Linked DNA regions of Homo sapiens: region 1 is linked to region 2. The links are chromatin contacts, found by Hi-C or POLR2A ChIA-PET in ENCODE. All regions are on one chromosome and are shown on one strand. Each heading gives the region's core, a stretch centred on a gene start or an enhancer-like site at or near the end of the contact. The rest is flanking DNA. Distances are from core to core; before and after follow the strand shown.

Region 1 (3,899 bases), core at 362-2,861, 38 kb after region 2:
AAATAAATAAATAAATAAATAAAAATTTTATCCCACCTACTTGGATCTTTTGCAACCCATGTTAGATCTTTGATCAAATCTAGCTATACTTGTTAACCGAATTACTAGTCAATAATATACAAATTACCAGTGGAATAACTATTTGCCAGATAGATTTCTGTGAAGCAAACTTTTTAACTTTTTGTTTCCATAAACTGCTCTTATGGTCAGAATTGTGTTCCAGCTAAAGCCTGGCACGAGGCAGGCCCATGGCTTGGTCTGAATGGTGCTGATTGGAGCGCTTGTCCTGAACTTGCCATGTTCCTGAGATCGAGGCCTCCTGCACTTGTTCACAGGAACTTCTCTTCTCCAGCATGGGCTTACCACCCCGTAGTTGCACAGTTGTAGACCCTGAAGTGTAGCTTCTTTTTTTCTCTACGAATCTGGCATCTCCAGAGTCTAACAGAGGTAGGCCAAGCTATTTCAGTTCACCAGCAAGTTCTCATTATAACACGATCTGCAGAACAGTTCCTTAGATTGGAGGCTTCCAGTTTTAAAGTAAGTTAATATCCCACTTTATCAATATTACAGGTTCCAATTTTTCTTCCATGCGTCAGTCTTTGTGATAAGGAATAACTATATCAGTTGTTTTCTTATCTGTTGTATGTGGTTAATTATTTGCATTTTCTTGGTATATTGGTGAGTATATGCGTTTTTCCTGTTCTAGTCTGGAAGAAGTGTTTTCTCTCCTTAAAAACATTGAGGGAGTGAGCTAGGGGTGTGCTGGTAAGCCTGCTCTGGGAAGCAGGGTGGGGGAGTCAGCATTTGCTGGTTTTCCATGGTGTGACTGTTTCCTCTGTTGCCCAATTTAAGGTGCCAGGGGAATCTGGTTATAAAATTCTGGAATATTTAGCACTTGACTGTCATCAGCCGTGCAAGGTGGCTCCAAATACCACTGGAATGAGCTTATCATAAACAATTTAAAAGAATAACAAAATCCAGGCCAGGTGTGGTGGCTCATCTCTGTAATCCCAACATTTTGAGGGGCTGAGGTGGGAGGAACGCTTGAGCCCAGGAGTTTGAGACCAGCCCTGGCAACATAACAAGTCCCTGTCTCTACAAAAAATACAAAAGCTGGGCGTGGTGGTGTGTGCCTGTAGTTCCAGCTACTTAGGAGGCTGAGGCAGGAAGATTGCTTGAGCCCTGGAGGTCGAGGATGCAGTGAGCTGTGATTGTGCCACTGCATTCCAGGCTGGGCGACAGAGTGAGACCCTGTCTCAAAAAGAAACAAGATTAACATAATCTAAAGAGAAGCTTGGTGGTCCTTGAATTCCATAGTGCCTGACTTGTGCCAGGGTAGCCAGGCTTTTAGGGTGAGATAGTTGCAGTCTGGGTGGAGGTGCTTGTTCCCTGGGATTTGCTGTGGCATTTTGCTTCAGGGAGATGTATGACCATGTACAATATAATTGCCTTTCCAGCTCCGGGAAGCAGTTTGTTCGCTATATAAACATGTTGATAAACGACACGACGTTTTTGCTCGATGAAAGTCTGGAGTCTCTGAAGCGAATCCATGAAGTGCAGGAAGAGATGAAGAACAAAGAACAGTGGGACCAGTTGCCCCGGGTGAGGACGTGGTCCAGAGGCTTGGACAGCTTTGCAGGCCATCTGCCTCCACACACGGGCAGAGCTGCTTTGGGGCTGCATTTGTGGGTCTGATGATATGCGATCTGACATGCTGGGATTTTCCTTCCATGAAATCATATTGCAGGATTGGAATAGGAAAATTCTTAAATACCTTATCTGAAGCTAAGAAATGGGTTGAGAAGTCTTTGAAAATGTACACTGAAAACTTTCTCTGCCTTTTTAATTTTAAAGGGCTTTTTTGGAGATGAGCTTTTATTGTCTGAATATATTAATATTCATGAACATAATTAGGAAAGAAATCTCTAGAATTATGTCTGCTGGACAAGAATTTGATTTGTTCCTATGGGCTTCTCTAGGCAACTGTGTGAATCACTCAGGATCCTGGCGGGGTGTTTTTTCCCTTTCAGTTGATCTTGGGTTTTATATTCAGTTATTAATAGAAAAGAGGCCTGGCTTGCCAGGTTCCATGGAAAGCACGTGCCGTGCCAGTACCAGTGCTCTTTCCTGACGTGCGTAGCAGCCACTGAGATACTTCCTTGGTCGCTTATGAGGCCCTTGACAGTTGCTGGTGACTTCTTAGATTGGCTTAGGTTTATTGATTCTGTTCTTGGAATTGTCAGGCTCAGAATCAGAACTGATTTCCATAAGGGGTTCTCATGTCAAAGTGGGGACTGCTTTTTCTTCACTTTTTCTTTTTTTTTTTTTTTTGAGACGGAGTTTCACTCTTGTCGCCCACGCAGGAGTACAGTGGTGCGATCTCTTCTCACTGCAATCCCCGCTTCTCCGGTTGAAGCGATTTTCGTGCCTCAGCCTTCTGAATAGCTGGGATTACAGGCGCCTGCCACCACACCTGGCTAGTTTTTGTATTTTGTTTGTTTGTTTTTGAGACGGAGTCTTGCTCTTTCACCCATGCTGGAGTGCAGTGGCACGATCTCAGCTCACTGCAATCTTTGCCTCCTGGGTACAAGTGATTCTCCTGCCTCAGCCTCCCAAGTAGTTGGGACTACAGGCACCTGCCACTACGCCTGGCTTATTTTTTGTATTTTTAGTAGAGATGGGGTTTCACCGTGTTAGCCAGGATGGTCTCGATCTCCTGACCTTGTGATCCGCCTTCCTCGGCCTCCCAAAGTGCTGGGATTACAGGCGTGAGCCATTGCACCCGGACAATTTTTGTATTTTTAGTAGTGACGGGGTTTCACCATGTTGGCCAGGCCTGTCTTGGACTCCTGACCTCAGGTGATCCATCCGCCTCAGCCTCCCAAAGTGCTGGGACTACAGGCGTGAGTCACCGCGCCCAGACTTTTTTTTTTTTTTTTTCTTTTTTAATTTCAACTTTTATTTTAGATTCAGGGGATGGGGTACATGTGCAGGTTTGTTACATGGGTATACCGTGATGCTGAGGCTTTATGATTCAGCCTGTCACCCAGGGAGTGAGCATAATACCTAATAGGTAGTTTTCAACCCTCACTCCTCCCTCACTCCCCTCCCTTGTAGTCCCCAGTGTCTGTTATTCCCGTCTCCGTCCATGTGTACCAATGTTTAGCTCCCATTTATACCTGCTTTTCTTCTTATGTATTAAAGTTCTACCCATTCTCTGAGTAAGGTCCTATCCAAATACTCCCTCAGGTTTGTCTTCGCCAATCAGCATAGCTGAAAATTCTCACCTTTCTCCTTACTTCTGTAACACCCACTTTATACCATTCACAGTGCTTGGTATGCCCAGCTTATATTTTATTTACTTATTTGTTTTTTATTATTATTAATAAATAAAGACAGAGTGTTGATCTGTCGCCTTGGCTGGAGTGCACTGGCAGGATCATAGCACACCACAGCCTCAACCTCCTGGACTCAAGTGATCCTCCTGCCTCAGCCTTTGTAGATCCAAAGAGCTGGATCTACAAGCATGTACCACCACGCTTGGCTAATTAAAAAAATTTTTTTTATAGAGACAAAGTCTCACATGCTTGCTTCAGCAGCACGTATACTAACATTGGAACAATGCAGAGAAGATTACCATGGCCCCTGCTCGAGGATGACATGCAAATTCATAAAGCATTCCATCCTTTAAAAATAAATATTAGGCCAGGGGTGGTGGCTCACGCCTGTAATCCCAGCACTTTGGAAGGCCGAGGCGAGTGGATCACAATGTCAAGAGATCAAGAACATCCTGGCCAACATGGTGAAACCCCGTCTCTACTAAAAATACAAAAATTAGCTGGGTGTGGTGGCACGCCGCTGTAGTCCCAGCTACTTGAGAGGCTGAGGCAGGATAATTG
Region 2 (3,690 bases), core at 647-3,146:
GGGAGGCGGAGGTTGCAGTGAGCCGAAATTGCGCCACCATACTCCAGCCTGGGCAACAGAGCGAGACTCCATCTCTAAAAAACAACAAACAACAACAAAAAAAACATATAATACTTCTTTTTTATTTTTATTTATTTATTTATTTTTAAGAGACAGAATCTCACTCTGTTGTCTAGGCTGGAGTGCTCACTATAACCTCAAACTCCTGGGCTCAGGCAGTCCTCCTGCCTCAGCCTTCCAAGTAGCCAGGACTCCAGGCACACACCATCTTGCCCAGTTGATATTTTCATCTTTTGTAGAGACAGAGTCTTGCTGTGTTGCCCAGACTGGTCTTCAACTCTGGGCCTCAAGTGATCCTCCCACCTCAGCCTGCCAAAGTGCTGGTATTGCAGGCGTGAGCCACCGTGCCTGGCCATGCTTCCTTTTTTCAGTGCTTCATTTTTAAAGGGCTCTATGTAGGAAAAGATGAATTCTTTGAAAATTCCCATAGTGTCTCATTAAAAAGACCAAAAAGTGATTACTATTGGTAAGAAGGGTTAGCTTTCGCCTGAAACTATTTTGCAGAATATTTGGGAGATGTCAAGTTTGACTTTTGACTGGGCAGTTGTTGCTGACATGACATTTCACGTGCCTCTGTAGTGAGTTGACTTCATCACCGTCCCTAATGTTCATGGGTCCACAGGTCCTTGCAGCAGCCGTCCTTCCTAGTGCCGTATATGCTGTGTAGGAATCTCCCATATGGCTTCATTCAGGAACTGGTGAGAACCACTCACCAGGATGAAGAAGTGTTCAAGCAGGTACGGTCGTATGAGTTTGCTCTTGCAAATTTTAGCCTGAGAGCCTCTATGTCGAGGCTAATTTCTGACCATTGAAAACTTTTGCCTGAATTCGAACATCCATGTGTTATTAGAGAGAAGGCCTACCCAATATTCTTTTGAGGAAATCAGATTGACAGCTGCATTGTTCAAATCATGTGCCCATTTCAACGAATCAGTCAAACATCTATCTTCTAAACAAGGTCTGCACTAGGTGCTTCGGGCAATATGAAAAAAATATGTAAGGCCCCGTTCCTGATTTCAAGGAGCTTTTAAAACAAGAATACCCAGAGACGGCATAAGGCATGATATGCATTTGCCAGATAAGTAGTGTCAAAAATTCATTCTCTGAGTTTGTAAGATTAACTTAATGACCATATTAGCTCATTGGCAGCCTGCATGCCATATAGAATCTTTGTCTTCTTCCCACTAGGAAAGATGTCTCATATCTTCCTAATTATTTCATTTGGTATTTATACATTGTTTTGGTATCTCATTGTGTAAAGCCAGGTGAAAATGCAGATATGTAGTGCTTAAAAATAAAGCTGTGTACGTAGTCTTGAAGGTTTCTTCCAAGGTGAAACTTTGTTGTTAACATTGCTGTTTGAAGGACCTGTTTGGGAAAGTAAGCACTTTGCCTTTAGCAACTGTCACACAAGTTTTTTCCCTGATGAAAGGGCTTTTATCAAATTTTCTTACAGTTTGCTGTATCATCACTTCCTTTTTTGTGACTACAGAGAATAACAGAGGCAATAGCTATAATTGGTATGATTCCTTTCACTCTGTTTTATACCTAAGATTATTTATAACTGTTAATTTTAAGACCTTTGAATTCTTGGGAATTGTGTTTTCAGCAGTCTTCAAAATATTTGTAAAAGAAGCAGCCAGGATCCAAGAATAAAAATTCCAGTTAGTGTTGTGTATTCTGTCTGGAATTCACTAGCTGTTTATCTTAGGTGATGATCTTACTGACTAATGGAAATATTAATGGCAACATAGTGAGCTTTTCTTCTCTAGAAGGGTAAGTGAACTCTCAGGAAAATAAATCACTGTCGGCCGGGCGCAGTGGCTCACGCCTGTAATCTCAACACTTTGGGAGGCTGAGGCGGATGGATCGCCTGAGGTCAGGAGTTCGAGACCAGCCTGGCCAGCGTGGTGAAACCCGGTCTCTACTAAAAATGCAAAAATTAACTGGGTGTGGTGACGGGTGTCTGTAATCCCAGCTACTTGGGAGGCTGAGGTAGGAGAATTGCTTGAACCAAGGAGACGAGGTTGCAGTGAGCCGAGATTACACCACTGCATTCCAGCCTGGGTGACAGAGCAAGACTGTCTCAAAAAAAAAAAAAAAAAAAAAAAAAATTACTGTCTTGGAAGGTTTGAGTGATGCACTACATTAAAGAGGTAATGGGTAGTAATTAGAATACTTTTCCTATTCAAGAAGATACCATTTGAGGAATCGAGTAGTTCTCTCTATATAAAATCAGCCCAGTGACCAGCTGAAAGGGGTATATTGAGCCTACTTTATTCATAAACAAACTTACACAAGAGGTTATGAAATGACCTCTGGGTGTTTTTTGTTTGTTTGTTTCCCCATCACCAGCTTTGGACAGAGAAGTCCTGCATTTTTTAAATTAAGATGAAATTCATATAACATCAAACCACCGTTGTTGTTTTGTTTTGTTTTGTTTTGTTTTTTGAGATGGAATTTTGCTCTTGTTGCCCAGGCCTAAGTGCAATGGCATGATCTCGGCTCACTGCAACCTCCGCCTCCCGGGTTCAAGCGATTCTCCTGCCTTAGCCTCCCAAGTAGCTGGGATTACAGGCGCCTGCCACCACACCCAGCTAATTTTTTGTATTTTTATTAGAGACGGGGTTTCACCATGTTGGCCAGACTGGTGTTGAATTCCTGATGTCAGGTGATCCACCCGCCTCAGCCGCCCAAAGTGCTGGGATTACAGGCATGAGCCAGCACACCTGGCCTCAAGCCATCATTTTGAAGTGTACAATTCAGTGGCATTTACTACATTCACAGTGTTATACGACCACCACAGACCTGTTTATTCTATTAATTAATTAATTAATTTTGAGGGTGAGTCTCTCTCTGTTACCCAGGCTGGAGTGCAGTGGCGCCGTCTCAGCTCACTGCAACTTCCACCTTCTGGGTTCGAGCGATTCTCCTGCCTCAGCCTCCCAAGTAGCTGGGATTATAGGAGCGTACCACCATGCCCAGCTAATTTTTGTATTTTTAGTAGAGATGAAGTTTTGTCATGTTGGCCAGGCTGGTCTTGAACTCTTGGCCTCAAGGCTGGTCTTGAACTCTTGGCCTCAAGTGGTCCGCCCACCTCGGCCTCCCAAAATGCTGGGATTACAAGTGTGAACCACAGCGCCTGGCCCAGACCTGTTTGTTTTTAATCCCAGAATTCTGCTGACTTTTCAGCCACTCAGTGTTGAATACTCTTTGTCTTTTCTTATGTGCTACCATGTGTTTTATCTAGAGAGGAATGATAACTGGGATGGAGCTGTTGGACTGCAAAGCAGCATTTTACCTTTTTGTCTTGAAAGAGTGGCAAATGTGAATTATTAAATCTTTGACTGAAATATCTACCTCCTTTTAATGTTTGAGAAATGTTCACAGATAAATAAATAGCAGCTAGAATTTAGGACTGGAGGTGGATACTTACAGTATTTTTAATCAGTGCTAGGAGGTATTCATTTGAAAATTGAAGAATTATTTAAAATATATAGGTCAGGCCAGGCATGGTGGCTCACGCCTGTAATCCTAGCACTTTGGGAGGCCGAGGCAGGTGGATCGCCTGAGCTCAGGAGTTCGAGACCAGGCTGGGCAACATGGCAAAACCCCATCTCTACTCAAAAT

What was found. A loop is a pair of places that touch in the nucleus more often than their neighbours do. ChIA-PET counts read pairs that join two places held with the same protein, here RNA polymerase II (POLR2A). Pooled maps may share reads with other maps.
Region 1: a map of ascending aorta shows a loop between it and region 2 (4-fold over the local background). The contact joins two enhancer-like sites. A Hi-C loop is called at or near these places in 2 of 168 maps with a recorded cell type or tissue (ascending aorta and astrocyte of the cerebellum) and 3 of 50 pooled maps. POLR2A ChIA-PET finds 5 or more read pairs at or near these places in 7 of 52 experiments (A673, AG04450, GM10248 and 4 more).

Annotation. Positions count from the first base shown.
Region 1 is chr1:10,159,685-10,163,583 of GRCh38, forward strand. UBE4B (ubiquitination factor E4B) reads left to right here. Exons shown (of 28, transcript NM_001105562.3): 23 at 1,458-1,602. It also overlaps the pseudogene RNU6-828P. Among named protein-coding and RNA genes, the nearest start is that of KIF1B, 49 kb to the right of the region's middle. Within about 2 kb of position 1,612, at least 10 of the 41 ENCODE cell types and tissues checked have a DNase peak (open chromatin) inside an H3K27ac peak, as active enhancers do; they include ascending aorta, where a contact is called at or near this core.
Region 2 is chr1:10,121,280-10,124,969 of GRCh38, forward strand. It overlaps UBE4B (ubiquitination factor E4B), which reads left to right. Exons shown (of 28, transcript NM_001105562.3): 10 at 683-797. Among named protein-coding and RNA genes, the nearest start is that of KIF1B, 87 kb to the right of the region's middle. Within about 2 kb of position 1,897, at least 4 of the 41 ENCODE cell types and tissues checked have a DNase peak (open chromatin) inside an H3K27ac peak, as active enhancers do; they include ascending aorta, where a contact is called at or near this core.